6 separate regions of the Homo sapiens genome follow, and regions 2, 3, 4, 5 and 6 are each linked to region 1. Evidence: chromatin loops called from intact Hi-C (ENCODE). Cell type or tissue: PC-9. All regions are shown on one strand. Links, peaks and the distances in the headings refer to the core of each region. The heading gives the core; the rest is flanking DNA. Region 1 holds the start of LINC03154 (long intergenic non-protein coding RNA 3154). Region 2 overlaps ERRFI1-DT (ERRFI1 divergent transcript). Region 3 has its middle 7.1 kb from the start of LINC01714. Region 4 has its middle 4.1 kb from the start of SLC45A1. Region 5 has its middle 26 kb from the start of LINC01714. Region 6 overlaps ERRFI1 (ERBB receptor feedback inhibitor 1).

Region 1 (5,091 bases), core at 369-4,368:
GAGGCTAAGGTAGGAGGATTGCTTGAGCCCAGGAGGTTAAGGCTACAATGAACTGAGATCATGCCACTGCACTTCAGCCTGTATGACAGAGCAACAAGACCCTGTCCTAAAACAAAGAAGAAGGAAGGAAGGAAGGAAGGAAGGAAGGAAGGAAGGAAGGAAGGAAAGAAAGAGAGAGAGAGAAAAAGAGAAAGCAGATGGCTCAGGGGAGAATACTAATTTCTGAATTCCTGTATGGATATTCTGTTCATTAAATAAATATTTATCAAACACCTACTTGGTCCACGCACATCTGGGTGCTGAAATTCAACCATGGACAAGACAAAACAAAACCTTGTCTTCATGGGATCACTGAATATTAATGTGAATTTGTTTACCAAATTTTGGAAAATTAATTGGAAGGATTATCTCATGAAGCTTGGAAGGATTACATTTAGAACAAATAAAAGAACCCGTGTGCAGCCCTAGGACTAGAGAGGTGCCCAGTGGATATTTGGAGATTTTATATAACAAAGATCAAAGTGTTGCCGGGCACAGTGGCTCACGCCTGTAATCCCAGCACTTTGGGAGGCCAAGGTGGGCGGATCGCCTGAGGTCAGGAGCTCATGCCTGTAATCCCAGCACTTTAGGAGGCCGAGGTGGGCGGATCACTTGAGGTCAGGAGTTCAAGACCAGTCTGGCCAACATGGTGAAACCCTGTCTCTACTAAAAATACAAAAAATTAGCTGGGCATGGTGATGGGCACCTATAATCCCAGCTACTCGGGAGGCTGAGGCAGGAGAATCGCTTGAACCTGGGAGACGGAGGTTGCAGTGAGCCGAGATCGCGCCGTTGCACTCCAGCTTGGGCAACAAGAGCAAAACTCTGTTTCAAAAAAAAAAAAAAGGAAGTGTTGATATTCTTAATATCCACTGTATACATGATATTAAAACTCCAATAGACTCTTTCCCTCCTTCTCACTACTACACGTGACTAGTCTTAATAATAATAAAATAGAAAAAGTGAGCAAAGAACAGCAGGCAGTTCAGAAAGGAGAGACGCAAATGAACAATCAAACTAAATGCAAAACTAAATGCAAATTAAATATATGCAAAACAAAATGCAAATTAAAATGTAACAATGCAGAGTTGCTAGTAAACTTCTAGGATTGGTAGCTCTACAAGTAGAAGAGGCTAAAACAAGAGATTTAAAATCTATTCTAATAAATCCATGCAAAGTACGTAATGATTGACTGGTGAGAACCAAGATACAAGGGATGTGATAACCAACCCTTGAAAACTAGTTTGGGGCCAGGCCTGGAGGCTCACACCTGTAATCTCAGAGCTTCGGGAGGCTGAGGCAGGAGGATCACTGGAGGCCAGTGGTTTGAGACCAGCCTGGGCAACATAGTGAGACACCCTACTGTATCAAAAATGAAAGAAAGGAAAGGAGGTGAGGAGAGGGAGAGAGGGAAGAAGGGAAGGAGGAAGGAAGGAAAGGAAAACTAGCTTGTTGACATAGTTTCCCTGCATGTTGGCCAGTGTCACCTAACCTGAGATTCCTGTTGCAAAGGTCCAGGTTGCAGATGGTTGCAGAGGTATCCATTCCTTGGGACCACTGCAGGGAGGCAGAAAATGCTGAGCTGAATTTTTGGCACTCCGCCGGCAGAGCTTTCTTATGTAACAAGCACCTGAGCTGGTGAGTATGAGACCTTGCGAAATAAAAGCTAAGAGTGGCCAAAATAAATATGTGGCCAGGTTAAAGAGCCAGCTTGGCCAACGTTTCTCTAACAGTCGCAATTTGTAAACACAGAAAAGAGGAATGAAATGAAAGGCCGTGTCTGTGCTACAAATCGCGTCTGTGATTATTGTTCCCCTGTGTCTCTGTAACTTTATTTTCACAATCAAAAGCTTGACAGGACATTCCATAAAGCCCAGTCAGAGCACTTGAAATGCGAACCCAAACAAGCCGAAGTCATGGGGAGAAATGCATCCTCCGTTTTCTTGTGAACGCAGCAGCTGTTTTCTCTTTCCTGTATTTGGATCTTTCTAGCAAACACCTAGAAGTCTCAGCCTCTCCAGAAATCAGGTGTTCCCAGACCAGGTGATCTATTTGTTTAGTATCCTGTGCCCTTATTCCCAGAAGAAAGGGAATGGGACAGAACACTCTGTCAAATAAACAATTGCCCAAGGTCTTGGGCAAGGGAAATTAGGACAGGAAGCAGACAGTGGACTCTTTGCCCCAGGTAACTGGCTGATAAGGTAAACAAGCCATGTACAATGAGTTCCTGTCCTCTGCATGATAAATATTTATGTGCTGAGCCCTGTGTTTGGAAGCACTAAACCATTTCTCAGTCTGAACATTGACCTTTGGATGCAAAACGCAGGGCTAATTTCCTAGGTGATGTAATTAATTTTTGTGGCTCAAAGCTGTACTGGGAACAAGAGAAATTGTTGTTTTCATGCTTGTTTAAAAAGTGATTCAGCAGTTGTGTGCAGCTTTCAGGTAACAGTGTCAACTTGCAATCTGAAACTTTGCTTTAGTCACACCTGGAATTCAATGATTTTGGAAGATTATGGTGTGTGAGTTCATCATAAACAAACACAAATTCTTCTGATCTTAGAAGTGATGAACTCAGTTTTGGGTTTACACATGGCTTTGAATTGTTTCTGAGGATACGGAGGAAATTATTTATTTTATTTTATTTTTTGAGACAGGATCTCCTCTACCGCCCAGGCTGGAGTGAAGTGGCTGATCTTGGCTCCCTGCAACCTCCGCCTCCCGGGCTCCAGGGATCTTCCCACCTCAGCCTCCTGAGTAGCTGGGACTACAGGAGGGTACCACCACCACGCCTGGCTAATTTTTTGTATTTTTAGTAGAGATGGGGTTTCGCCATGTTGCCCAGGCTGGTCTCAAACTCCTGGGCTCCAGCAATCCACTCACCTTGGCCTCCCAAAGTGCTGGGATTACAGGTGTGAGCCACCACGCCCAGCCAAGGACTTTATTTTTAAAATTTTGGTTTAGTATGGCCCCAAATCTCTGTGACCCTAAATGCGTTTCATTTTAGTGTTAATAAAACATGCAGGAAAACTGTTCTTTTACCGTGAGCCAAATTAACCCCACCCAAAACAAAAGTAAAAGGCAAATGACAGGCTGGGCGCGGTGGCTCACGCTTGTAATCCCAGCACTTTGGGAGGCCGAGGTGGGCAGATCATGAGGTCAGGAGATGGAGACCATCCTGGCTAACATGGTGAAACCCCGTCTCTACTAAAAATACAAAAAGTTAGCCGGGTGTGGTGGCCAGCGCCTGTAGTCCCAGCTACTCGGGAGGCTGAGACAGGAGAATGGCGTGAACCTGGGAGGCGGAGCTTGCAGTGAGCCGAGATTGCGCCACCGCACTCCAGCCTGGGCGACAGAGCGAGACTCCATCTCAAGAAAAAAAAAAAGGCAAATGACAAACCAGGGAAAATACATGCCACAAAACAGCAGACCCTCTTTCTAGGTGGCACAAGCTGGAAACCTGAGTCCATCCTTGTCACTTTCCTCTCCCTCATCCCCAGTGTCCAATGCTGTTCACCCCGAAATATCTCAAACCCGCACACTTGCCCCGTCTGCATTTCCTGATTCTCCTCTGCCTTCACCAGCTTTCTATTTCCACAGATGCCTCCAGGCACTAACTCACCAAGACCAATCGCAGGGTCTTCCCCCACAGTCGGGCCCTTCCATGAGTCATTTTTCATTCAATGGCACCCTCTCCAGCTAGCCAGGACCCAGGCTACCTCCTGGGCTCCACCCTCTCCCTCCTCTCCTGCCCCATCCTTTGCCAGGTCTTGTGAACTGTTCTTCCTGAAGACCTTGGATTCGCCCATCCCTGTCACTCTGTGGTCCCTGCCTCCACCCTTTCTCAGGACGTCATCACCTCCTACCTGGGCCACTGAAATAGCACCCCCATGATCTCTGGAATCCACTCTTCTGCCCCCATTCCATTGTCCACAACGAAGCCAGAGGGACTTTTCCCAACCACAAACCTGACGGAATCACCTTCTGGCTGAAAACCACCTGTCACTTCCCTTCACACTGAGGATAAGGTAAAGATCCTACCTGGCCTACAAGGGCCTGCAGGACCTAGCCCTTCAGCCAGCTTCATGATGGTTGCGGAAGTCCAGCCACATGACTGTCTGCCCTTTTCCCTCTTTAATTTACCTCTAAGGATTTATAGACATCTGAGACTAGCTGATTTATTTGCACACTTGTTTATCGTCCATCTCTCCTGTCCCTAAGGGGCAGGGGTCGGGTGTCTTGTTCACTGCTACCGCCCCAGCCCCTCAGAGTAAACCTCACACATCACAGGGTGCTCAATGAATATTTGTGGAGTTAATGAATGGATGAATGAATAAGCCAATTCAGGAGACCACCAGGGTGATGGGTGGTGCACTGATCTAAGAAAAAGTCAGAGCCTGATGCGGTGGCTCACACCTGAAATCCCAGCACTTTGGGAGGCCAAGGCGGGCGGATCATGAGGTCAGGAGTTTGAGACCAACCTGACCAACATGGTGAAACCCCGTATCTACTAAAAATAGAAAAATTAGCTGGGCATGGTGGTGCTTGCAGCTACTAGGGAGGCTGAGGCAGAAGAATCGCTTGAACCCGGGAGGCAGAGGTTGCAGTGAGCCAAGATCTTGCCACTGCACTCCAGCCTAGTTGACAGAGCAAGACTCCGTCTCAAAAAACCAAAAAAAAGAAAATGTCAGAGCGAGGAGCAGAGAAGCCCATGGGCATCAGTCTAGGCCTCAGGTGGCTGTCTATGCACAACTGTACCCACAGTATCTATGAGACAAAATAAAGAATTGCTGGCCAATTAGCTGATGCCTTCTCTTTTGTCTGAAACGTCGTTTCCATGCCTGACCCTACTTCCCTCAACTTCTCATTCTTCACATTTCAGGTCAAACCGCCTGTTTTCATGTCCTTGGACACATCCAGCTCCTTCAGACCTCAGGACCTTTGCACGTGCTCACATCTTTGCCAGGAAGGCTCTTCAACTCCGATTTCACCCCTCCACACCATCTATAGTTATTTGCAACTCATCTTAGCATCTCAGCCTTCTCTGAGCCC
Region 2 (5,091 bases), core at 398-4,397, 160 kb after region 1:
CTTCTCAAATCAGTTTTAGTAATTTTTATCTTTCAAAGAAATTTTCTATTTCCTTTAAATTTTGAAATTTATTGGCATCAATTTATTCAAAATATCCCCTTATAATCTGTTTATGTCTGTAGGATCTATGGTGATGGCCTTTCATTCCTGATTTTGGTAATTTGTGTTTTTCCTCTTTTTTTTTTTCTTGATCAGTCTGGCTAGGGGGTATAACTTTTATTAATCTTTTCAAAGTACTAGCTATTGATTTTACTGATTTTTCTCTATTGTTTTATCATCTTCTCTTTCATTAGTTTTCACTCTTATCTTTATTTATGCTTATATTTGGTTTAATTTGCTCTTCTTTTTTTAGTCTCTTAAGGTAGGAGATTAGATCATTAATTTTAGACCTTTCTTTTTTTCCAATATATGTATTTAATGCTGCTATAAACTTTCCTCTAAGCACCACTTTAGCTGCATGTCACAAATTTAGATAAATTGTGTTTTCATTTTCATTCAGTTCAAATATTTTCTAATTTCCATTGTAATTTCTTCTTTGACTCATGAATTATTTAGAAATGTGTTGCTGGGCCGGGTGCAGTGGCTCATGCCTGTAATCCTAGCACTTTAGGAGGCTGAGGCTGGTGGATCACAAGGTCAGGAGTTCGAGACCAGCCTGGCCAATATGGTGAAACCCTGTCTGTACTAAAAATACCAAAAAAATTAGCCAGGCATGGTGGCACATGCCTGTAATCCCAGCTACTCTGGAGGCCGAGGCAGGAGAATTGCTTCAACCCAGGAGGTGGAGGTTTCAGTGAGCCAAGACCATGCCACTGCACTCCGGCCTGGGTGACAGAGAGAGACTCCATCTCAAAAAAAAAAAAAAAAAAAAGAAAAGAAAAGAACTGTGTTGCTTATTTTCCTAATTTGGGGGGATTTTTCAGAGATTTTTCTGTCCTTTGTTGTTGTTGTTTATTTGCTTAATTGTAGCTAAGTTCCAGATAGCAGGGAATTAGCAATAGTGACTGCAGTCCCTTGGCCAAAAGTTTCTCAGACACTTAAACTATTTACTTAGGTAACACATTTTTTTCATGGCTACTGCAAAGGTACATTTCAGACATATGTTTTGAATTAATTAAATCTCAAGATTAATGTTGAAATTTAATATTTAGTATTTTTACATTATATTAATGATTTTTAAGAACCATTGATTTTAAGTTAAACACTTGGGTTCTTGTGCTTTTTTAAATTTGCAGATTTCAGTTCTCATATTTAGATCATTAACTTTGAAACTAAAAATAAGATCTGAGTGGGTAAGCACAGAGGATTTTTAAGACGGTGAAACTATTCTGTATGATACTATAATGGTAGATAAGTGTTTTTATCCATTTGTCAAAATCCATAGAATGTACAACACCAAGAGTGAACTCTAATGTAAACTGTGGACTTCGGGTGATACTGATGTGCCAATGCGAGTTAATCAATTGCAGCAAATTTATCACTACGGTACAGCACACTGGCAGTGGGGAGTCTGTGCCTGCGTGGGCAGGGAGTATATGGGAACTCTCCATTCAATTTTGCTGTGAACCTAAAACTGCTCTAAAAAACAAAGCCTATTTTAAGAAGCAATAAGATCTCAGGCCTTTCAGAATGCCAGATTAATGTTTAAATGTTAAAAATGAAATACTCATTGCTGCTACTAAAATTACCTTAGTTTCTCTAATCCTCTAAGTTTTCAAGTGTGCCTTTTAAAAAAAACCCTTAAGCTTTAATAAGCTTTACCAGATGACAGTAAAATTACTTAGATTAAGCCTCCATGATTTTAGAAATGAAGCATTTTGAGGACTCAATCCAGTTCCTGGGAGATGAGTCAGCTAGTTAATTAATATGATCTTAAGGAAAAATGACCCGTCTTACTTCTCACTGACTGCATACCCTGCTGAGACTATATTAAGATTAGCATTACGAGTGCTGCACAGCTGCCTCTCCTATGAGTTCAACAGGAGCTTGGTAAATAATATCAGAACTGAGTCATTTATGGTTGAATGACACAGAATGAAAAATAAGTGCCTTTCAGGCAGTTCCTGTTGCCTAATATGGACTGAGAAGTAGACACTTTAACTAAAGAGCCCCACCTGTGCCCCAAATGAACCTTTCCCTATAAGGATGTTGATCTAATTTCCTGATCAAAAAAGGAATCCAAAAACGCTGTCAATGATCTGTCTGGGCCTGAACGAGGGCCTATTTTCTCTTCTCAAAGGCCTCGTGCATGGAAGTCTACCGAATTTCTTCCTTGAATAGTTGAGGGTGTTTTGTTGTAAAGATTTCCAGTTAAAGTGGCTCTTTCATCCTAGGGAGAGATCAGAATATCCAGCAGTCCTGCAGGTGGCTAGAGTTTATTGCATTGGGAAGCAGAAACAAGATAACTAAAAACAGAGAATCTGTATTTAAAACTTAGAAAACAGGACTGGTATTTTTATAAGATTTTTTTTTCATTACAACTATCCATTCTTCTGTGAATTAAAAGCCCAGGACACTGATGGCTCGTGGAATTGATGTCACTAGTCCCTAGGCCTTCTTACCTGATAGTAACAGTAAAATGGATATATAACATCGTTTTTCTTCATGGAGCAGAAAAAACTGAGGTTAAATGAAAGCTTTCAGGCGACTGAATTAAACTTGAAAAGCTATAAGGAAAGGGAGCCCTTTTCTAAGGAAGTGACAACAAATTCATAAACTGAATGACTCATAAACTGCTTTCAAATTGCAAAACTGATTATGAATCACTGAAGAAAAACGTAGTCTCACAAAATCTGGTTGTTTAGGAATCAAAAAAGGTAGCCTCTGCTGTTCATTGGCATATTGTCATTCACCATCCTGAAATAACCTTATGGTGAGTGATACTAAAATAGGTCAGTTTGTTAGAAATATTTGCTTAAAAGCCAGATTTGGCTCTAAATTTCTTTTGAATGAATCATAAGAATCTGGATGATAAAAAGAATTACGCTTAGAGAAATGTGCTAGAAACAGGCATTGGTTAAAGATATGGACGTTTCTTTTAGTAGAAACCTGTGTATTTCTGAATCCTTGAAAGAAGGATTGTGGTTGAATAACAATCTGATAAAGGATGAAGTGACCTTCACCATCCGGCCTGCCGATAAAGAGCGGGGAGATGTTCCAAAGTAATCCCACAAGGAGATTCATGATCTAAAAACCATTACCAATAGGTGGTATCTGTATTTCTCTGTTTAAGACTGGAAACTAACGGGTAACTCAAGAATGCTTCCAAGAAACGGTGGAGAATGTCCACTCAAAGATTTTAATCATTAACTTCAGAGCGACTCTAGGCTAACGCCCAGGTCCAGGAATAAGGGACAGAGGCCAATAGTAACACAGATTTTATATTTTTCAACTGGAAAGCTTGGAGATAGTACAGGTAGATACAAATAATATTGGAGTGTTGGAAATTTTCTTCATGTTCATGTAAGGATAGTTTTACTATCAGTTCTTAGGAAATTGGAATATAAATAAACAATAACAATTTATCTAGACCATGTAAACATTATGGATTTTTCAATTTGCCCTGAAAATCTCAGATTTGCTTGATAGATTTCATGTGGTAGCCTCATTAGACCCCAAAGTGGGAGTGGTGTATAAGAAGGGATTCTGAAACCTAAAGTCCTTCAGCGCTGAAGTCTATCTGGCAGGAGAATTTTAAGTTTCCTTGACTTCAGGGGTTAGGTAGGTTTTTTCCATAGGCATAGAGATGAGTCAATTTTAGGTGTTTTTTCCTCATGGGGCAGCTTTGATAGAGTGGAAGGCAGAGAATTTATGACTAGAAGACCTGGGGTTTTGATCCCTGTTCTGCCACTTACTAGTAGGAGGTTGGGGAGGTTATTTGACCTCTCCAAGACTCAGTTTCCTCATCTGTAAAATGGGGGTGATAAAACGATCTCACAAAGTTGTTGCGGTCACGGAATAAGGTAAGGTATGTGAGGGCATGTTATAGGAACCTCGTGAATGTTTAGCCGATATGAATCTTAGCAACTGGGAATCATTATTTTATGTTTCTAGTATCTGATAGTTAAAGTATTTTAAAAATCACAATTTTTTAGAGAAAATAAATAATTTCACCATTGTTACCAAGGATACTGGTCTCCAATACTGCATCTGTGAAGACTGCTTCCCACATCCACAAACAATGAAAAATCCTCATCTCCAGATCCTCCCATTTATCTTAGTAACTGTCTAATGTAAATCCAAAAGAGCAGAAACTATGTCTTCTTTGCACTTAAGACAATCTCCTCACCATAGTAAATACTCAACAAATACTTGAGACGTGTGTTTACAACAAGGCATTTTAAGGGATTCCAGTGTTTTTCTGCCTTCTTCACTTCGGCTCATTCCCTTGTGGAAAACATCGCTTGTGCTGACCAGAGGATGAGCTCTTGGCCCCTTCTGATTCACAGCCTTTTCCTGTGAACCACGGCTCTCAGCGCTAAAAGCAGGATGTCACGCTCATATTTGTTTTGCTTCTCCCCTCTCACCAGGAGTTTAAACCGACTTAGATTAAGAAACTCGAATCTCCGCCATGCTTTTTGATCTTTGGTTAAAGTTCAACGTGACAAGCACATTTGCTGCCCATGGGCACTTTGCCCTCTGATGTGGAGGAGCTCACCATGTCTCAGCAAGAAACACACAACACAACACACCTCACATTTGGGGATGGACGCGTCTCCCTAGGAGCCCTTGATGGCTCTGAAAGTTTGGTATCCAAACTTTTGGATTCCTTTCAAAGAAAAAAATCATCATGAAAGCTCTGCCAAGATTTGAAAAGTGAAGTGGATGGAGTGACTTCATCTTTGAATGCAAGAGGCAGATCACTGGGTGGAGTTAATAAGGGCAGAGGTGAGTCATGGAGTCCTGAGATGCAAATATAATTACAGCTCATTTAGAAATGAGCACGTATGTACATGACCTTTATTCTCCACCAAAGCTGCACGAGTGCTCACTTCCATGCTGACATGGACAGCCCGTGGAAATAAGGCCAAGCAGCAGGAACCAGACATCTGACCGTGTTGACGGAGATTAGATGGCTCCGAGTGGATGAGG
Region 3 (5,091 bases), core at 317-4,316, 57 kb after region 1:
CACACCACTGCACTGTAGCCTGGGCAAGAGTGAGACCCTGTCTCAAAAAACTAAACAAAACAAAACAAAGAACAAAGAGTCACTGAGCTCAACCGAAGGGCAGTCCTGAACCTCTCTGATAGTCCTTGCACACGGTACCCTCCACAGGGCATGGTGGTACAGAAGAGCTTTCCTCCTTGCACTTTGTTGAACTGTCTCTTTTTGCAGGAGGCACCTGGCTCGCCCAGGTTCAGCCCCAGGGACTGAATGCCAACAGGCTGAGCTCAGGAAGGGACCTTCAGTCTGTGGCAAAGGTGGGAAGACAACCATGATTGATAGAGTCCAGCCGCGCGCACAGCGATTTCACATTATCGCATCGCCATCTTCACGGCAATCTTTGGAAGGAGGCATCTTCTTCCCATCCTCAACCAAGGCAAATGCAGCTGAGAAGCGTGAGCAGCTCCCCAGATGTATCCAGGCTTCAAGGCCAGATTCTGAGGGTCTAGGTCCTGCCCCTCCCCTGAGGTGGTATCAGAGAAACTGCAGTCCTGGGCAGGTGACCAAGGCAAGAACTCAGCCCAGGGAGAAATCTGGGACAGATTCCTGAAACTGGAGGAGAAGTCGGAGACTCACTTGAATGAACTAAGCAAAAAGCCAACTCGTAGACCTGGGGTGCAAGGGGGTGCGGAGCTAACTGCATGCTGAGCCCAGGAGTGGCGGGCCCCAAACTCCCTGGTTCCACCTGCGCCTGCGGCGGGACGGGATGTGTGCCAGGCACCCCCAGGCTTCCTTTCAGAGAGTTCAAGCCTAGCCTCTGTTACTCGTTGACTGATGTTCCCTGTCTAAAAGCCTTCTTGACTTCTAACCCCACATTTTGGGCTGAGTCAGCTGCCTTCTAAACTCCTTTTAGCACAGAACAGCTGGTCACTGTGCCCGGTCAGCTGATGAGAGGATCAACTTCACTGGTGGTCAAGGTAGGAGCAAGGCCACTAGGCCACCTGGGGCTGAGTCCTGCCTCCCTAGAATACCAGCCCTGTGACCTGGGCGGGTTACTAAACTTCTTTGTGCCTCAGTTTCCTCATCTGTAAGACGAGGGTAATAATAGGCAATAATAGTTCCTGTCTCATAGGGTTGTTTGTAGGTTAAATGTGTTAGTTCACGTAAAAGTACCTAAAACAGTGTCTGGCACAGAGGACACGCTCAAGAATGGCTATTTACCTTTCATCTCCGCACACACCTGTCAAAGCACAGGGCAGAGCACCCTTGACAGGACCTCACCAGGACCTTATGCAGGCAGGGGACACGCTGTCTTCTGAGTCAGGTCTTTCCATTTTTGGATGGCTCTGACTAAGAGAATTCCTCCTGTGTTCCGCCAAAATCCACCTCCCACTCATTGGTCCCAGCTCTGCCAGAAGGCAAATGTCAAAAAAATAATCTTGAAAGAGAAGACATAGAATGTAAATAATAACGATAGAATCGGGTTGAGGAATGGCAGCCACCCCTGCAGCAGCTCCTCTGACGGCTCTCAGCCCAGTGCCGAGCCCAGGCTGCAAAGACCTTTGAGTTCCATTTGAAAAATACCAAGCTCTTACTTCTCTGCTTCCTTTAGAAATGCATAAAACAGCTTCTCTCACCGTTCTTTTCATACATGCTGCCAGACTGGTATGAGATTGGGGGAAAAGTCACTCCGCTTGTGCAAAGGTGACCTCGCCTGGCTCACTACGTGCCATCCAGCCTGTAATCACTGCGCATGGAGGCGGGGTGGGGGGTGCTGGCCAGGCGCACATCCCGCCTCCTGTCTACAGAGCCTTTCTGACGTCACATGTAAATTCACAACCCGTGAGTCCCTTTCCTGCTGTCCCCGGCATGGTTATTCAACACTGGGGCATACTCTGTGTTATAAGAAAAATGCAGAGAACAAGATGGATTTGATAGCTTAGCTCTTTGAATATTTCAAGTCTATATCAATTAAAACTTAGGCCTCCTGCGTCAGCTGCTTGGGGCCAGGAAGGAGTGAATGGGTCCCACGGCACTCAGGTGCAAGAATTGTCGCATTATGCTTCTAAATCAAAGGTCATCTGGCTTTGGTGTCCTGCAGGACAAGGTGGGAGGCAATGTCAGCCACTATAAGGTAGCTTTGTCCCTCCAACTCTTCATCCGAGAGACTGGAACAGAGGAAGGGGTCTCGTTTCTAGGGTACAGCAGCCACCTCCCTTTCCCTGGCCTCTCAGCTGAGCACTGCGTCGTCGTGGGCCCTGGGGGTCCCAGAGCCTCTCCAGAGTTCTCCAAGGACTTGGCCCCAGAAGACCCAGACGTCCCCCTCAAAGTCAAGCAGGCTTACAAGTGTCTGCAGCCCTCACCCTTCCCAGCAAGGGTGCTATGTGCAGTGGGGCCCTCGTTCCTTTCCCGGTGTCCCCTCCCCAAACCCCTGAACACAAGCTCTCAGCCAGACCTGCCCTCTGCCACCTCGCCAGGGGCAGTCCCATTAATCTTCCGCCAGAGGCCTAAAATAAAAAAGCTTCTTACCTCCTGACCCCAAGGGGTATGCATAAGAAGCTGAGACCTTTCAAAATCACCTCTGAGGGAGAGGGAGGGATGGGGAGAGGAAAGGCTCTGCATTTCTCAGAGGCCTGGGCAGGGCAGGACCACAGGAAAGAAACAAACACCCAGGATTCTGCTCAGGGATTCTCTGTACCCTCATCCAGTGACTGCATTCCATTCAAATTAGCGAAGCCTGTCAAGACTCTCGGAAGTCCATGTTATTATTCCACCTTTGGGTCCCGGTGACAATCAAGATTACCCTGGGCCGGGCACAGTGGCTCATACCTGTAGTCTCAACACTTTAGGAGACTGAGGTAGGAGGATTGCTTGAGCTCAGGAGTTCAAGACCAGCCTGGGTAACATGGCAAAACTCCTATCTCTACTAAAGATGCAAAAAATGAGCCGGGTCAGGTGGTGCGCACCTGTGGTCCAAGCTACTCGGGAGGCTGAGATGGGAGGATCGCTTGAGCCTGGGAGGTGGAGGTTGCAGTGAGCAGAGATGGTGCCACTGCACTCCATTTGGGGCAACATACTGAGACCCCAACTCAGGAAAAAAAAAAAAAGTTTACCCTGAGCATAACTTCCAGGCAGGCTGGTTCCAGGGGATCGAGCGACATCCCATGAAGTCAGCACTCCTGACCCCGGGGGACAGCCAGGCCCATCACCCCCGACACTCCGTCCTCTGTAATATTGGGCCGAGGCAGGTCAGCCTCGGTTCCTCACAGCTCAGAAAGAAAAAACCAGTTTGGTTGACACATTTTGTGCTTCCTGCATTTTAAATGTTAGCTAGTGCCTATGTGACATCCTCCTCCCTGTCCTTCATTCCTTGACATCAGGCAACTGAAAGAACTGGAGTCCCCCACGGGCTCCCGATCACCAGGGTGGCCTGGCCTGTCCTCCAGGAACCCCTGTTGCCTGACTCTGCAAACCCCTACCTCCTGGGGCCTCTGGGCGCAGCAGGGTCATGCTCACCTTCCCGCTCCTCTGGCCCCTTTGCTCCAGGGCCCTTTCTCCTCCCCACTCCCCGCAGGCACACATCCAAAGGTTCTGACCTTGGCCCTCCTTCCCTGGGTCGTCACCGCTCTTAGTTTACTGAGGGCCTGAACTCCCTCCTAAATCAACAAGGGATGCTGACTTACCATGTGGAAGGCCATCCTGGGTACCCGACCCTCTCTCCACCACAGAGCCCTTTCCAACCTGTCCCAGCTGCATGTTCACCAAGCTCCTGCCGGGGACCCCTCCAGACACCCTCTCCATTCCCAAGTCACGGAAGGCTCCGGGGAGACGCAGGGCCCGGCCCTCCCACCATCATAGACTCAAGCTGCTGGTGTTGGCCAATCTTTTTATTCACCTTCCATTTTCCGCCTAGCAAAATCCCCCAGCTCCTATTATGGGTGGTCTTCTGCTTGGCTTCCGAGGCTGCTGCCCACTGTCTTCCCCAGAAAACTATGCACAGGACCCAGCAATGGAGCCCTCGTTCAGCATGGGCCCTGAGCCTGCTCCATTCAGCTCAACATATTGCTGCTTCTCCATTGTCTCTTCTAACTTCCAGTCTGGGGAAGGCCAAGATCACTTCCTCTCCCACAGGCTCTGCCCTCCACTTTCTCAGACCCTTTGCTTTTTTTTGTTGTTGTTTTTTTGAGACCAAGTTTCACTCTTGTTGCCCAGGCTGGAGTGCAATGGCACGATCTTGGCTCACTGCAACCTCCGCCTCCTGGGTTCAATCGATTCTCCTGCCTCAACCTCCCAAGTAGCTGGGATTTCAGGCATGTGCCACCCACACCCAGCTAATTTTGTATTTTTAGTAGAGGGGGAGTTTCACCATGTTGGTCAGGCTGGTCTCGAACTCCTGACCTCAGGTGATCCACCCGCCTCAGCCTCCCAAAGTACTGAGATTACAGGCGTGAGCCACCGTGCCCAGCCAGACCCTTTGCTTAATCTCAGCTCGGCCACTGATGACCTGTGTGGCCTCAGTCTCTTTGAGCCTGAGATTCCGCACCTGCAAAGGGGGAACATCCCACAATAAGGACAGAAATCATCACGCAAAGTGTGCAGCACTGAGCCTTGTGCAGAGAAGTGTTTAATCCATGGGAGCTGTCATGATGATTGTGATGGTGACGAACTTGCCCTGATAACCTGTGGATCAATCCAGAAGGTCTCTCCTTTCCCTCCGTGACATGGACACATGCAGGCAGGCAGAGTGTGGCTATGCCAGTCGTGGCACGGCCCGCACTCCAACACCTTTATATGCATGAGATCAAGTTGAGGTGCTTCCATCTCCTGCGGTTGAAAACGCGTTCTTCCTGTAATCCCAGCACTTTGGGAGGCCGAGGCGGGCGAATCATGAGGTCAGAAGATTGAGACCATCCTGGCTAACATGGTGAAATCCCGTCTCTACTAAAAATACAAAAAATTAGCTGGGCGTGGTGGCAGGCGCCTGTAGTCCCAGCTACTCGGGAGGCTGAGGCAGGAGAATGGCATGAAGCCAGGAGGTGGAGCTTGCAGTGAGCCGAGATCGTGCCACTACACTACACTACAGTCTGGGCGACAGTGTGAGACTCCGTCTCAAAA
Region 4 (5,091 bases), core at 434-4,433, 55 kb before region 1:
TGGGAAGGAGGTGAGGGCTGGGGAGGTGGGACAGGCCCAGGTGTGGCCTCTTAGGCAGTTGCCAGTTTCTAAGAGCAAAGAGAAGCCTAGAAAGGTTTTATGTAGGGGAGTGGATGGCATGAATCCTATTCACAGTTAGCAAAGATCATAAAGCTCAGAGTGAAAACAGATTGGAGGGAACCAGGGGACCACATGGGCGTACCGGGTGGCACAGGTGGGAGAGTTGGGGGTGTTGGTAGAGGGAGAGAGGTGATGGACTGGCCGGGGACTTAGGACTCCATGATTGACTGAAGGTGGGGGGGTACAGGAACAGCGAGGGTGGTGCTAAGAAGTTTCTAGCTTGAGCGATGAGGGAAGAGAGTGGATTCATGGAGGCCAAAGCAGGTGTGTGCTGGAGTGAATGCCATAGGTTTGCTTTGGGATATGCTGAGCTTGAGGGCCTTCGCAGCCTCTAGGCCACCAGACACTTGGGTCTGGAGCTCAAAGATGCTCCTTTATGAGTCCCCTGCACATGGGAGCTAATTGCAGGTGAACTGTGGACCTCGCACTGCCAGGGAGAGGCGCAGGGCAGAGGGCCCCAGAGGACACCATGGGAATTTCAACAGATCCTGCCCAGGCTGAAGAGAAGGAGCCACTGGAGGGGGCTGGTTCTGGCTTCTTTTATCTCTATAACAGGGTAACAGCTTGAAAAAAATACCGATGTCCTTTTCTATTTTGCATGCAAGTGGCCTGCCATCAACTGATGAGCTTCAGCACCTCAGGGACTTAATGCAATAGAAGCTTACTTCCACATGAGGTTGGCAGAAGTGTGCCTGATGGGTGGGGACCTCTGTGAAGCCATTCAGGGATCCCGGTTGCCTCCATCTTGCTCTGCCCTGGTGCACTGAGGGAGGAGCCCAGGTGGTGCCTGCCCACGGGGCCAGGTGTGCAGGAGGCCCACGTTCCACTCGAATCCCATTGGCTAGGACCCTGCCACACAGCCACACCGGCCACACCCAACCCACAACAGGGCTGAGAGATGGGGCCCCTGTCCCCAGGAGAGGAGGAGATGGGGGTGGGGAGTTGCTGGCTTCAACTGCTTCTGTAACTTTTAGCTGCTTGCAGAGGGGAGAGAAGATGGGGAATGCTGAGAAAACTTAAAGATCATCTCGAGGTTCTGATGTTCACAACGGGATTTTGCAACAAGAGAAGAGGTTTGAAATCTAAGCATTGTTGAGAAAGAAAGGGATTTTGAAAATTCCTTTGACCTTTTTTAAACTTCCAAAGTGAGAACCTTCTAAGGCTAGAGCTTTTGCTTTTTAGCCCCTCCAAGTTCAGGGCAGAGAGCAGTGTTTCTCCCTGGGGGCAGACAAGATTTCTCCTGTCTCGACAATAGGTCTAGACTGGGGGCCAGAGTGGAAGGGGCTGACAGAACATGCAGGAAAGACAAGAGACGCTCGCCCTTCCGGTCCTGGGTGTGGGGGAAGGATGGCAGAGGGAGGAGGGAGAGTGAGGGGGAGGAAGGTGCTTGGGGTGCATCCCAGCTCCTTTCTCCCTGCGCCTCAGCCCTGTCGTGGCAGAGTTTGCTCTGGGCAGAGCCCCCGTACACCAACACAGCGGCCGCAGCCCGGCTGGGGGATCAGAACAGTGGGGGCTCTAATTTGCCCTGTGAGGCTCTTGTGGCTCCCATTCAGTGCCTGGATGCAGAGCTGAAGCTGCAATGGCCCCGTGGGGCTGGGACATGACGTGGGGTGGGGGGACCCTCAGCCTCACTGTGGGAAGGACAGTTGGGCCAGGTGGCTGGGTGGGGGGACTTTGGCAGAGAGACCTGGAGGGGTCTACGGGGCCAGCCAGGGCCCCAGGGAAGCAGGAGCCACACCAACTCCACGCCAGGATCTAAGGAAAACAGGGGACTGCTGCAGCCCTGCCACGTACACGGGGACCGGCAGGCAGCCAGGAGGACACAGGAGCCCCATCCACTGCCCCAGCCCAGAAAGGAACAGAGGATGGAGACAGGACATGCACAGTGTGAGCCTAGAGAGACCCAGTCGGACCCAGAATAATAGGCTCCAACAGTGCAGAGGAGAGCTGGTGTGAGGCGGTGGAAGCCTGCTCACCTGCCATCCCTGGGTGTCCACAAGGTGGTGGAAGAGTCCCACCTTTCCCGGGAGGCAGCAGGAAAACCTCGGAGCAGGAGGTGGGGAAAGGGAGAAGCTTTTCCTGACCTTGTAAAGATTCTTGGTTCTAAGGCTGGATTTTTCTTTCTACTTTGTGAACACACTTTTTCTGCAAAGCATGAAGCCAAGTGAATTTTTATGAATAACGTTATTTGTGATAACAGATCTCGTGCTAGTCACTGTGTTAAGGTGTTTCCGTATTTTAACCTCATGTAGTCATCATAGCTTCAGGAATGGGCATTATCTCCACCATTTCTTTTCTATCCAGAAGCCTGAGACTTGGATGGAGTGGGGTCATGACACAGGCAAGGTTGGAGCGGGAGAGCCTCCCAGGCCTTGTGGTCATTCCTCCATTCGTGCAGCGATTATTTATACAGCATCTACCGTCCTCTGGTGCGGGCGGGAGGTGGGATTCAGAGATGGCATCCGAATCCCCTTGGTCATGTTCTCAGTCCTCAGCCTCCTCAAGGGACTGTGCCGTCCCATTGTCTCTACCACCCCTGCCCATCCCATTCCCTGACTTACAACGTGGACAGCTTGTGGCTCCCAATTCAGATCTGAGCAGTGACAGACATGGGTGTGCGTGTGTACCTGTGTGTACAAAGTGTGTGCTGTGCAAACATAGAGAAAGGTGCATTCTCGGCCGGGCATGGTGGCTCACACCTGGAATCCCAGCACTTGGGGAGACTGAGTCAGACAGATGGCTCAAGCCTAGGAGTTCAAGACCAGCCTGGGCAACACAGTGAAAGCCTTTCTCTGCTAAAAATACAAAGAATTAGCCAGGCGTGGTGGCGTGCACCTGTAGGTAGTTCCAGCTACTTAGGGGGCTGAGGTGGGAAGATCACCTGAGCCGGGGAAGTCGAAGCTGCAGTGAGCTGAGACTGTGCCACTGCACTCCAGCCTGGGCAAGAGATCTTGTGAAAAAAAAAAAACAAAAAAACACGAAGTGCATTCTCTTATGTTATCTGGAGTTAATGAATTATTAGCGACCTGCAGTCAATATTGCTTCCCTCTCTTCAGATAGCCTCTGTGGCTCTGACATGATCTAGACTCATACACACACACAAGCATGCACACATATGTGCACACATGCTCTCAGATATGTGCACATACATGCACACATGTGCACACACACACACTCTCATACTCTCAGATATGTGCACACACACACACACACGCTATTCCTATTGCCACGCCTCCTCCTGATGGGAGCCCAGCAGCCACCCTGAAACTCTGAGTTAGAATCCAGACATTTTGTGTCCATATGAAGAAAGTCACAAAATTACAGTCCTGTAATGACAACACATTGCAAACTCCAGAGGACAGGGCCATCCAATTCTTTTTTGGCACCTCCTGCAACACCTGGCAGAGGCCGAGCACTGACACCCACATGCTTATTTACTGTACGTGGAGTAGGATCGGTTGAAGTTGCGCGATTTACCCGGGCACACACGGGCACACTGTGGGATAAAACAGATTGTCCTGGGCTGCCCTGGGCATGCCGGTGAAACTCCATTGAACCATTTCTGCAGGAAAATGAATTCTGATTTCCAAACGTATGTCCTTCTCATAACGTACTTGTGGAAGCAAACCCTGGACTTTAGGTCTTCTGGAAGAACTGGGGCAAGGGGGAATTAGAACCTACAGGGTCATGGTTGCCCTCTGAGCTGAGCCAGAGCATGAACCCAGGGTCTAGACGTTGGGCAATGCTGGAGCCAAAGGGTGTTGGGCCGCCGAGGTTCTAGAACTAAGGTGGTAGAATCCAGGCATGGTTGGCACCCAGGCAGCTGCAGCCTCCCTGTTCGTGGGCTGGGTAAAGCCTCATTGGGTCACACAGTTGCCAAATAAAATACAAATACCCAGTTAAATTTGAATTTCAGATAAACAGAGAGTAATTTTTATGCTCAGCATGTTCCAGGCAACATTTGGCATTCTGTATTCTGATTTGCTCCACTTGGCAACCTTATCGGGACAGCTCCAGGAACCAGGCAGAGGCAGCCACTAGAGAAGCCCAAGGTCCTCTGAGGCTCAGCCTGCTGCCCCATGCCTGAGAGCCCCCCCTCTGCTTCTATTTACAGTTCACCTGTGAGAACAGTCAACACCCAACATCCATAGAGAAGTCCCAGCCAACATCTGCTTGGGTCTGGAAAGAAGCAACTGCCAGACAATATGTGGCCGGGATCTTTAAAGTTCGAGTGGCTTTTGTGTTTTATCTGTTTGTTCAATTTATTAAAATTCTGAATCGACTAACCAGAACTTTCTAAACACTTAACTACTCATTATGCAACTAATAAAAGCATGAACATTTCAAATTATTTTAATCTTTGATCTTAACATCATGGATTATTAAACTTTTATATTATGAAATATGATGCAGAAAAGTGCACAAAACAAAACGAACACTCAATGATTTATCACACACGTGCAACCACCAGCCAGGCCTAGAATAAAATAGAATAGAATATCCCTAGAAGCCCTCTTCACACCATCCATAGTGCTAAGCCTTTCTCCTCTCAACCCCTGCCGAGAGCTCATCCCTATTCTGGCTTTTATGTTCATTGCTTTCTGGCTTTTTTCTACAGCATGTGTCTTAGTTTGGATTCCCCCAAAAGCTGTTAGTTTAGTGGGGAAGTGATCCCAGGAAGCAGAAAGAGAGTGAGACAGGGAAGAGGGAAAAGCTAATAAATTTATGAATGACCAAGTCTTCCATGTAAGTGACCGAGGCTCAGTCCAGCTCAGAATCTATTTCTCACAATCTAGAGGCTGAGAAGTCCAAGATCAAAGCATGACAGTTTCAGTGTTTGGTGAGGGCCCAATTCTTGGTCCATAGATGGCCATCTTCTCACTGTGTTCTCTTACCTGGTGGAAGGAATGAGATAATTCTCTGGGGTCTCTATGATAAGGGCACTAATCTCATTAATGAGGGCCCCACCCT
Region 5 (5,091 bases), core at 719-4,718, 76 kb after region 1:
GGTTGTGGTGAGAATTCTATGAGATAATATTTGCCTTGTACCTATCTTATGTAAGTACAAGTATGTAAATGTCCAATGCTGCTATTTTTAATTGGTATTAACTAGCTACCCGTGAAACTTAACTCATGACTTATTGCTTTTTTTTTTTTTTTTTGAGACTGGATCTTGCTCTGTTGCTCAGGCTAATGTGCAGTGGGTGATCATAGCTCACTGCAGCCTTGACCTCCTGTGCTCACGCGATCCTCCTGCCTCGTCCTCTGGAGTAGCTGGGACTACAGCCATGAACTACCGCCCCTGGTGAATTTCCTATTTTTATGCTATAGAAATGAGGTCTGATATGATTTGGCTGTGTCCCCACCCAAATCTCATCTTGAATGCTAGTTCCCATAATCCCCAAGTGCTGTGGAAGGGACCAGTTGGAGGTAATTTAATGATGGGGGTGGTTACCCTGACGCTGCTGTTCTCATGATAGTGAGTGAGTTCTCACGAGAGCTGATGGTTTTATAAGGGGCTTTTCCCTCTTTGCTCGGCACTTCTCCTTGCTGCTGCCACGTGAAGAAGGACGTGTTTGCTTCCCCTTCCACCATGATTGCAAGTTTCCTGAGGCCTCCTCAGCCATGCTGAACTGTGAGTCAATTAAACCCCTTTCCTTTATAAATTACCCAGTCTCAGGTATCTCTTTATTAGCAGTGTGAGAATGGACTAAGGCAAGGTCTCACTATATTGCCCAGGCTGGTCTCGAACTCTTGGCCTCAAGTGATCTTCCTGTCTCAGCCTCCTACAGTGCTGGGATTTCAGTTGTGAGCCACCATGTCTGGCCAGAAATTTTCATAAGAATATAAATAATAGAGTTAATCATGATTGGATATCATGCTTTATTTTATATACGAGTCTTTTAATTATCCAAGCACATTTTAAAAAAACTTTTAATTATGGAAATTGTCAAACATACACAAAAGTACAAAGATCAGCATCAGGAGCCCTGGTGTGCCCATCTCACCTTCCGTGCTGACCAATATTCTGCTTACTCATTCCACCAAGCACATTCAGTCCAAACCCCTAGAGCCACTTGTCATATGACAGGCAGGGCAGCACAAAGTCAGCCACTCCACAAAATCACCCATCTCAAGGTGTGGCAGCTTTTTACTCTAGCTGAGAGATGGACAAAGGGCGTAGGAACTTAGCCCCTAGTACAAATTTTACACAGAAGAATCTTTCACATGTTTAATTCAAATTGTATTTTAACTGTTGATATTAGGAGAGGCACAAATCACTTCAGTTGCTTTTGGTCTTAGTTGTGCTCACAGTGTTGAATACTTGTGCTGCCAACAGAGTCAGTAAAAGCTCGAAAACCTCTGAAGTCTAAAGCCCAAATTCAAACTCTTAACAAGGACCTTGTCTTGCCACATCAATACAGTCGACTGCCGAGACAGCCGCACCCTCAGGCCCAGAGAATCGGGCCTGGTAGTGCCCTCCGAGCTCTGTCATATCATGGCCTTCATAGAAAATGCAGTGTTTGGCTGGGCGTGATGGCTCACACCTGTAATCCTAGCACTTTGGGAGGCTGAGGCAGGTAGATCACCTGAGGTCAGGAGCTTGAGACCAGCCTGGACAACATGGCAAAACCCCATCTCTACTAAAAATACAAAAAATTAGCCAGGCATGGTGGTGGACACCTGTAATCCCCGCTACTTGGGAGGCTGAGGCAGGAGAATCACTTGAACCTGGGAGATGGAGGTTGCAGTGAGCCAAGATTGTACATTGCACTCCAGCCTGGGAGACAAGAGGGAAACTCTGTCTCAAAAAAAAAAAAAAGAAAAGAAAAGAAAATGCAATGTTTTGGGGGAGACACTCCTCTGGGGTAAGCAGATGAGGATGCTCACAGCCAGGTACCTGGGATCAGCACCTTTTTCATCCATTTGAAGCCCATATACCCTGCATGCTGGCTGAGAAGCCCTAGACTGAGATAGGTACTTTATATATACCAACTCCTTTCATCCTTACAACTACCCTACAATGAAGGCACCCTATATTCTCTCTTCATGATGGAGGACATTGAGGCACAGAGAAGTGAAGCAGTTTGCCCAAGATCACACAGCCAGAAAGGGTCAGTCATCTCTAGCCCAAGGTTCTGGGTACCTACCTCCCCACCATTAGCCTCTCTAATAAACCATTCCAGATTATCCCATGGTTTCCAACTTAGCCAAACCATACCATGCACTTATTTATTTATTTATTTGAGACGAAGTCTTGCTCTTGTCCCCCAAGCTGGAGTGCAATGGCACGATCTCGGCTCACTGCAACCTCTGCCTCCCAGGTTCAAGCGATTCTCCTGTCTCAGCCTCACGAGTAGCTGGGATTACAGGCGCCTGCCACCATGCCCGGCTAATTTTTGTATTTTTAGTAGAGACGGGGTTTCACCATGTTGGACAGGCTGGTCTCGAACTCCTGACCTCAGGTGATCCGCCCACCTCGGCCTCCCAAAGTACTGGGATTACAGGCGTGAGCCACTGAGCCCGGCCTTATACCATGCATTTAAAAACTCAAGTTCATGGCCTGGTTTCCCACATTGCGTATGCATTTTCACACTTCCTCTATCTAATCTTTCCTTTTTAGATTCCAAACTGCTAGAGAGCATGAACGAAACAAAATGCTGAGCGCAGAGTAAAATACCTTTGGCCAAATGACCAGTCACATCAAACCTGTTTGCCTCTATTCCCGTAGGCTCTCAGAATGTTTGAAGATGTTAAAAATGGGGGGAAAGCAGCGAGACCCTGTTTTATCAGCATATGATTGGTCCAAAAAGAAAAGAGGATACTGCTAAGTTTCTCATCTATACAGGATGCAGACATTGAATGCTTTCGCTTTCTTGTGCTTTTTTTTTACTCTCATATATTGGGAACGCCTTATTCTTTCTGGCCCTGTTTCATATCTGTGTTTCGATCTCTGTGAATTCTCAAGAATGCAGTGCTACTACATGAGTCACACTTGAACAACCCTAAAACAAATAAGTAAACAAAAAGCTTCAGAAAGCTCACACACTTGTTATTACCTGAAATTGATGTGGTTATAGACTGACATCCTACCAACCAACGCAGAATAGGCTGATGAAAAGAAGCATTCGTTGTTTGCAGAAGTTTCGCCAGCCAGAACACAACACAAAACTTTCTCTGGGTTGCAGTGAATCACCTAAGTCAGGAAACAAAGTGATTTTAACGAGTAATAGTCACAATGCCTTATCTTACTTGTAATATTTACAAAATGTTCTTGACATCACCAAGGCCGCAGCCCTAGAAAGAGGAGGGAGAGCGGACATGGGCACATTCATTCAGTCCCTGCTATGTGCCACGTGCTTCCATTCACATGGTAAAAAAATCTCAGGCCGGTGTGATTATTCTCAATTTCAAGATGGAGACACAGAGTCACTGAGATAAGGAATTTACTCCAAATCACGCAGCTAGAGAATGGGGCACTGGAGTCCATGCTTTCACTCCACCAGGCTGCCTCTTGGAGTTACCCAAGAAAAGCTTTGAGAAATCATGAGAATTCACTAATTTCCCAAAGATTTCATTTTACCCCTATACTTAGCCAGAAAATAACATTTTCTCAAGATCCAAAACTGTTAATTCTGTTGAAGAAGAGTCAAGGCAACCAACATATCTGAATTGCCACACTACGTGCTTTGATTCCTGGAAAAGATACATGATCTTGACGCTCATACTTTCCAGTATCCCCTACAGTGAGATGTTGGAAACTTACGTATCACAGTATTCATCGTCCCCCAAAATATAAATGGGTCAAACTCATTGAGTTAAAAAGCAGACATTATCATCCTTGGATAAACCCTGTTAGGGAGCCATCTAAAGCAAAAGGACATGGAAAAGTTGAAAGCAAAAGGTGGGGAAAAGACACCAAAAATATATTAAACAAAAGAGAACTGGCATAACTACATCAGTATGACACACACACAAGGACTCTAAGACAGAAAAGGTTCCTATATGAAAATGAAATTTTCGTGTCACCAAGAAGACATAATAATTCTAAATGTATATGCACCTAATAAAAATGTCTCACACCATATACATAAAAAAGTAATAGAGGTCGGGCACGGTGGCTCACACCTGTAATACTAGCACTTTGGGAGGCTGAGGCTGGCAGATCACCTGAGGTCAGGAGTTCGAGACCAGCCTGGCCAACATGGTGAAACCCCACCTCTACTAAAAATGCAAAAATTAGCCAAGTGTGGTGGTGCATGCCTGTAATCCCAGCTACCTGGGAGGCTGAGGCAGGAGAATTGCTGGAAGGTTCCAGCTGGCAAACTTTCACCTCACCAGGAGGTGGAGGCTGCGGTGAGCCGAGATCGTGCCACTGCACTCCAGCCTGGGCAACAGAGTGAGAATCTGTCTTAAAAAAAAAAAAAAAAAGTAATAGAAATGGACAAATCCACCAATTTTTTTTCTCAATAATCAGTAGGTCAAGCAGCAAAAAAGAATCAATAAATAGGCCGGGCACAGTGGCTCATGCCTGTAATCCCAGCACTTCGGGAGGCTGAGGCGGGTGGATCACCAGAGGTCAGGAGTTCAAGACCAGCCTGGCCAATAAGGTGAAACCCCATCTCTACTAAAAATACAAAAAAATTAGCCGAGTATAGTGGCAGGCACCTGTAATCCTGGCTACTCAGAAGGCTTAGATCATGCCATTGCACTCCAGCCTGGATGACAAGAGCAAGACTCCATCTCAAAAAAAAAAAAAAAGAATAAATAAATATATTTGAAAAATTTGATTAACTACTTTGATGTAATGAACATATGTAAAACTCTAAAAGCAATCATTAGAGAATATCCATTCTTCTTTTTTTTTTTTTTTGAGATGGAGTTTCGCTCTGTCGCCCAGGCTGGAGTGCCGTGGCACAATCTCGGCTCACTGCAACCTCCGCCTCCCGTGTTCCAGTGATTCTCCTGCCTCAGCCTTCCGAGTAGCTAGGATTACACATGCCCGCCACCATGCCTGGCTAATTTTTGTATTTTTAGTAGAGACGGGGTTTCACCATGTTAGCCAGGATGGTCTCGATCTCCTGACCTCGTGATCTGC
Region 6 (4,946 bases), core at 947-4,946, 240 kb after region 1:
GACCATTGAAATGTAAGTTTAGAATTCCAAGGCAATTTCTGCAGAGGCGATAGTTACACAATCATTCTGTTGAAAGCTAAGATTTAGATGGCATTAGGAGGCTGACACACAGTAATTACTAGTAGTACTTGTTGGCTTGCAGACAGGTGGGGGTTGGGCCTGCAGAATCCCCTGCAGCATTTTCCTGTAATCTGGATGAGCGATCTTCAAACGTGTGCTTTCAAACTACTTAAATACCATATTCTTCCTATCTTGCCTTTCATTTTTATATTACCACAGATACTTTCCTCATAGTCTTGCCAGTGCTTGTAGAATGCTTAGAAAAAGCTTGATAAACCACTGGGCTAAGTACACAGAGGGAGAGGCTAGCAGTATTTTTAAATTGGTTTCTAAATTTTTTATAGCTTGATGGTAGATAACACATTTGCTTCATTGAAGTAATCTGAAAAACCAATCCTCAAAAGACCTCTCAATTAGAATTCTTAAATGACAATGTTTTCTTTATCATATATTTGAGAGATTGATTTAAAGAAAAATAATGCTTGACTATCTGAAATAATATTTTAACCCTATCATAAAATCTCTGCCTGGTAGAACAGCTGACTGTGGAAGGGTAAAATGCAGAGAACCAGTCATTGGATCTCCCTTCTCTACTTTGTTACTGAAATCTTGAACCTGTAGAACATTACTTATCACTGTGTTCCTTTCTAATGGGAAAATAATAATAAACACTTGCAGAGTATTTTTTAAAAGTTTTTAGCTTTAAAAAAAAAAACCCTGTGCCTTACACAATGTGTATATTGAGTTGATACTGATTATGATAATTAGATGGTATTATACAATCATTCATTCAGCAAACATTCACTTACTGAGCACCTACTAATGTTCCAGGTACTGATTGTTAAAAGGTGATTGAGACACAGCCTCTGTCCTGAGCTTAGTCTAGTAGGAGGTGACAGATTTGTAAATAATAGATTTGAAGTTGCTGAGCAAAAAAAAAAACAAAAAAAAAAACCTGTGTACCTCTCCCCCACAGCAAATGTGTCACATTTGCACAGTGCCCAGCCTTTGCACAGTGCCCAGCACTCAGCTGTGCAGATATTATTTGCACTGATCCCTTACTAATATTTAGTGAGAGAATGAGATCGTGTTAAAGAGTGTATATGTACGTGCCCCCAAAAGGGGTCAGTGTTACACAATAGTTGACAAATAATATCCTGGTGCCTAAGGAAAAAAACCTAAACTTATAAATAAACTTGGCTATCTGAAGACAGCAGAGATTGATGCTGACTAACACATAACGAATAATAAAAAAGGAAAGTGAAAAGGGGGCTATAGGGACTCCAGACCTGTAACATCTGACAAAGGGGATTGGCGGTCCTGAAGTTGAGGAACTACTAATTTAAGAAAAATGTACTTATTTTGTTATCCATGCCTTGCAGCTAAGCAAGATATGAGTTACTGGGTGTTTCACAAAGGAGGATGTAAAGAATGTACCTTTAACTTGTCTTTAAAAGGGAGGGAGGAAGCTGTCCCAGGCTTTTACTGAAGCCAGTAATCTTGCAGAACTTGATTTTTACAGGATAATGGAAATTAGTATCTTCATATATTACTGTTTGTTCCTTGAACAAGTAGTAACTGGAGAATTTGTCTCCCCATGGCCAACCCTGAAATACAAAATCCAGATAAATGCTAGACCCTGGGGTAGTCAGGTGCCAATACTGTAGAAACTCTTGCTTAGTTTCAGCATTGTGTTTTAGTGAGTATTAGTTCTACAGCATAAAATACAGTGGCTTCTGAAATTACTTTTTTAGCTTGGGAAAAATAAGCAGGATCCACTGGTGCTTCATGCCCAGTGCAGCCGTAACTTAGAAGGCTGGTTTAATAAGTCAGGGGAGGGTCTGTGTGCATTGCCAAGTGAGTGTGATTTGTTGTGCAACTCTCAGGCTGTGCAGTAGGAGGTCTGCTTTTGCTGGCAATAGATTATTTCTCATTTCACTAAAACATTTCATGTCTTTTGGATTAGCATTTACACAAAAAATCATTTTTAGTGTTTACATATAAGTACCCTCACGAGCTGTGAGAATTAAGTGAAAGTCTACAACTAATTTTTTCTATTCAGCATCCCCCAAATCCTCTGTTAGCTTTGCTGTAATTTAGACTGTCCTAATGGAGGTATTTCTGAATTGTTTTCTTTATTCTCTCATCTCTTCTACCTCCCAGGGAATGAAAGCTACTGGTTGATTTTAAAGTGCCTGGGCCTCACAGGTTTGGAGATGTCCCAGAATAAGGCACAATGTCAATAGCAGGAGTTGCTGCTCAGGAGATCAGAGTCCCATTAAAAACTGGATTTCTACATAATGGCCGAGCCATGGGGAATATGAGGAAGACCTACTGGAGCAGTCGCAGTGAGTTTAAAAAGTAAGTAGAGGATGTAATGCTGCTGTAATCTGGATAAATATGTGACACTAAAATGGGAGAGGCTGTGATTGCTCTTCGCTTATGACCAAAGTAGCTTCCTCTCCTTTCAGCAACTTTTTAAATATTGACCCGATAACCATGGCCTACAGTCTGAACTCTTCTGCTCAGGAGCGCCTAATACCACTTGGTATGTATTCTGAAAATCTGATCACAGTAAGCATTTGAGAAGAACAGTCTGGATTCGGGTTAGCTTGTCCTCCAGCATTATTTTTTAAATGAGGAAACCTGAACTATTTCCAACAACAGCCTGACCCCTAGTGGCAACAGATTCAGAAGATAACTGTGTTTTTCTCAAGCTATTGTACTCGACTGCCTTCATTCTGAGTCACTGATTGCTAAGTAGGACTGTTCATGGACGTGGGATCTTCTAAAATCAAGAATTAGTTCTCATTCCAGCTCTGATGCATACTTTACTTCATGAAACCTTAGGCGAGATTTCCCACCTTTCTTACTAGTATCGAATGCATGTTTGACAGTAATAGATGAAAATAGTATAAATGTTCCTCAAAACTTAAAAAATAGTATTTTTAATGTGAATATTCTGTTCCTTGGATCTTTGTCAAGAGCTGTGTGTGAACTGAACACATTGCAGGCAAGTCCATTCACTCACAATATTATGATGTGCCAGCAATAAGGACTTTGTCTTATCTCATTGGTACCCTACGTGCCTAGTATGGTCGCATGTCTTAAATGGCAAGGCTGGTACAGTATGGTATTCATGTAAATTATATGCTATTCATCTTCCGCGAATTTTACACACGTCACAAAACTTGCCTGTGATGTGTGGGTGTGCGCTGTGCACATGTCCAAGGGAGATAGAGGAGATAGTTTGTTCTTTGAACCACACCATGTGCGTTAAGAATCTTCTGCTCTCTAATTACACCTGTGGTGGTTGCATGGGTGTTCTCGGGGTGACAGCAGTCAAGTGTTTCACTCAGGAAGAAAGCTGTGGAAGCATAGGTAGCTGGGGTGCTCTCTCCCTCACACAGGTGGAGAGAGGATTGTTGATCTTTTATTAATATCTCTCGTTCATTCCAGGGCATGCTTCCAAATCTGCTCCGATGAATGGCCACTGCTTTGCAGAAAATGGTCCATCTCAAAAGTCCAGCTTGCCCCCTCTTCTTATTCCCCCAAGTGAAAACTTGGGACCACATGAAGAGGATCAAGTTGTATGTGGTTTTAAGAAACTCACAGTGAATGGGGTTTGTGCTTCCACCCCTCCACTGACACCCATAAAAAACTCCCCTTCCCTTTTCCCCTGTGCCCCTCTTTGTGAACGGGGTTCTAGGCCTCTTCCACCGTTGCCAATCTCTGAAGCCCTCTCTCTGGATGACACAGACTGTGAGGTGGAATTCCTAACTAGCTCAGATACAGACTTCCTTTTAGAAGACTCTACACTTTCTGATTTCAAATATGATGTTCCTGGCAGGCGAAGCTTCCGTGGGTGTGGACAAATCAACTATGCATATTTTGATACCCCAGCTGTTTCTGCAGCAGATCTCAGCTATGTGTCTGACCAAAATGGAGGTGTCCCAGATCCAAATCCTCCTCCACCTCAGACCCACCGAAGATTAAGAAGGTCTCATTCGGGACCAGCTGGCTCCTTTAACAAGCCAGCCATAAGGATATCCAACTGTTGTATACACAGAGCTTCTCCTAACTCCGATGAAGACAAACCTGAGGTTCCCCCCAGAGTTCCCATACCTCCTAGACCAGTAAAGCCAGATTATAGAAGATGGTCAGCAGAAGTTACTTCGAGCACCTATAGTGATGAAGACAGGCCTCCCAAAGTACCGCCAAGAGAACCTTTGTCACCGAGTAACTCGCGCACACCGAGTCCCAAAAGCCTTCCGTCTTACCTCAATGGGGTCATGCCCCCGACACAGAGCTTTGCCCCTGATCCCAAGTATGTCAGCAGCAAAGCACTGCAAAGACAGAACAGCGAAGGATCTGCCAGTAAGGTTCCTTGCATTCTGCCCATTATTGAAAATGGGAAGAAGGTTAGTTCAACACATTATTACCTACTACCTGAACGACCACCATACCTGGACAAATATGAAAAATTTTTTAGGGAAGCAGAAGAAACAAATGGAGGCGCCCAAATCCAGCCATTACCTGCTGACTGCGGTATATCTTCAGCCACAGAAAAGCCAGACTCAAAAACAAAAATGGATCTGGGTGGCCACGTGAAGCGTAAACATTTATCCTATGTGGTTTCTCCTTAGACCTTGGGGTCATGGTTCAGCAGAGGTTACATAGGAGCAAATGGTTCTCAATTTTCCAGTTTGATTGAAGTGCAGAGAAAAATCCCTTAGATTGCAAAATAAAATAGTTGAACTCTCTGTCTTCATGTGGAAGGTTTAGAGCAGTTGTGAGATGCTGTTATGCTGAGAAACCCTGACTTTGTTAGTGTTGGAAAAAAGTCTTACAAGTCTATAATTTAAAGATGTGATGGTGGGGAGGGG

Evidence for each region. Peaks named below come from ENCODE experiments on the same cell type or tissue, not always from the same donor. Only the 100,000 strongest peaks of a DNase experiment are listed, where the experiment ranks them.
Region 2: a loop joins it to region 1, with 6 times the contacts of the local background. A loop is called at or near these places in 3 of 110 quality-filtered maps.
Region 3: it touches region 1 in a loop (8-fold over the local background); 7 of 110 quality-filtered maps call a loop at or near these places.
Region 4: it touches region 1 in a loop (10-fold over the local background); 13 of 110 quality-filtered maps call a loop at or near these places.
Region 5: it touches region 1 in a loop (5-fold over the local background); 6 of 110 quality-filtered maps call a loop at or near these places.
Region 6: it touches region 1 in a loop (5-fold over the local background); 7 of 110 quality-filtered maps call a loop at or near these places.

What each region holds. Positions count from the first base shown.
Region 1 is chr1:8,256,434-8,261,524 of GRCh38, reverse strand. LINC03154 (long intergenic non-protein coding RNA 3154) reads right to left here and starts at 2,154. Exons shown (of 2, transcript XR_007065454.1): 1 at 1,532-2,154. RefSeq lists a silencer at 1,542-1,836. In PC-9, for the core only: no CTCF peak of the experiment used is centred there; DNase peaks (open chromatin) are centred at 1,704, 2,374 and 3,704; H3K4me3 peaks cover 2,081 bases; H3K27ac peaks cover 3,794 bases.
Region 2 is chr1:8,094,500-8,099,590 of GRCh38, reverse strand. All of the region lies in intron 2 of ERRFI1-DT (ERRFI1 divergent transcript), which reads right to left. Among named protein-coding and RNA genes, the nearest start is that of ERRFI1-DT, 71 kb to the right of the region's middle. RefSeq lists enhancers at 2,296-2,345, 1,711-2,910, 3,923-5,091. In PC-9, for the core only: no CTCF peak of the experiment used is centred there; DNase peaks (open chromatin) are centred at 2,020 and 2,830; H3K4me3 peaks cover 1,696 bases; H3K27ac peaks cover 4,000 bases.
Region 3 is chr1:8,198,983-8,204,073 of GRCh38, reverse strand. No RefSeq gene overlaps it. Among named protein-coding and RNA genes, the nearest start is that of LINC01714, 7.1 kb to the left of the region's middle. In PC-9, for the core only: no CTCF peak of the experiment used is centred there; DNase peaks (open chromatin) are centred at 1,743 and 2,563; H3K4me3 peaks cover 2,503 bases; H3K27ac peaks cover 4,000 bases.
Region 4 is chr1:8,311,510-8,316,600 of GRCh38, reverse strand. No RefSeq gene overlaps it. Among named protein-coding and RNA genes, the nearest start is that of SLC45A1, 4.1 kb to the left of the region's middle. RefSeq lists silencers at 2,087-2,136, 2,177-2,226. In PC-9, for the core only: a CTCF peak has its summit at 2,126 (motif pointing right); a DNase peak (open chromatin) is centred at 2,190; H3K27ac peaks cover 644 bases.
Region 5 is chr1:8,180,470-8,185,560 of GRCh38, reverse strand. No RefSeq gene overlaps it. Among named protein-coding and RNA genes, the nearest start is that of LINC01714, 26 kb to the left of the region's middle. In PC-9, for the core only: no CTCF peak of the experiment used is centred there; DNase peaks (open chromatin) are centred at 1,070 and 3,060; H3K4me3 peaks cover 835 bases; H3K27ac peaks cover 4,000 bases.
Region 6 is chr1:8,012,970-8,017,915 of GRCh38, reverse strand. ERRFI1 (ERBB receptor feedback inhibitor 1) reads left to right here. Exons shown (of 4, transcript NM_018948.4): 2 at 2,224-2,421; 3 at 2,532-2,608; 4 at 3,520-4,946. The coding sequence starts at 2,297. The coding sequence ends at 4,706. Among named protein-coding and RNA genes, the nearest start is that of ERRFI1, 11 kb to the left of the region's middle. In PC-9, for the core only: a CTCF peak has its summit at 2,705 (motif pointing left); a DNase peak (open chromatin) is centred at 2,785; H3K4me3 peaks cover 1,698 bases; H3K27ac peaks cover 3,856 bases.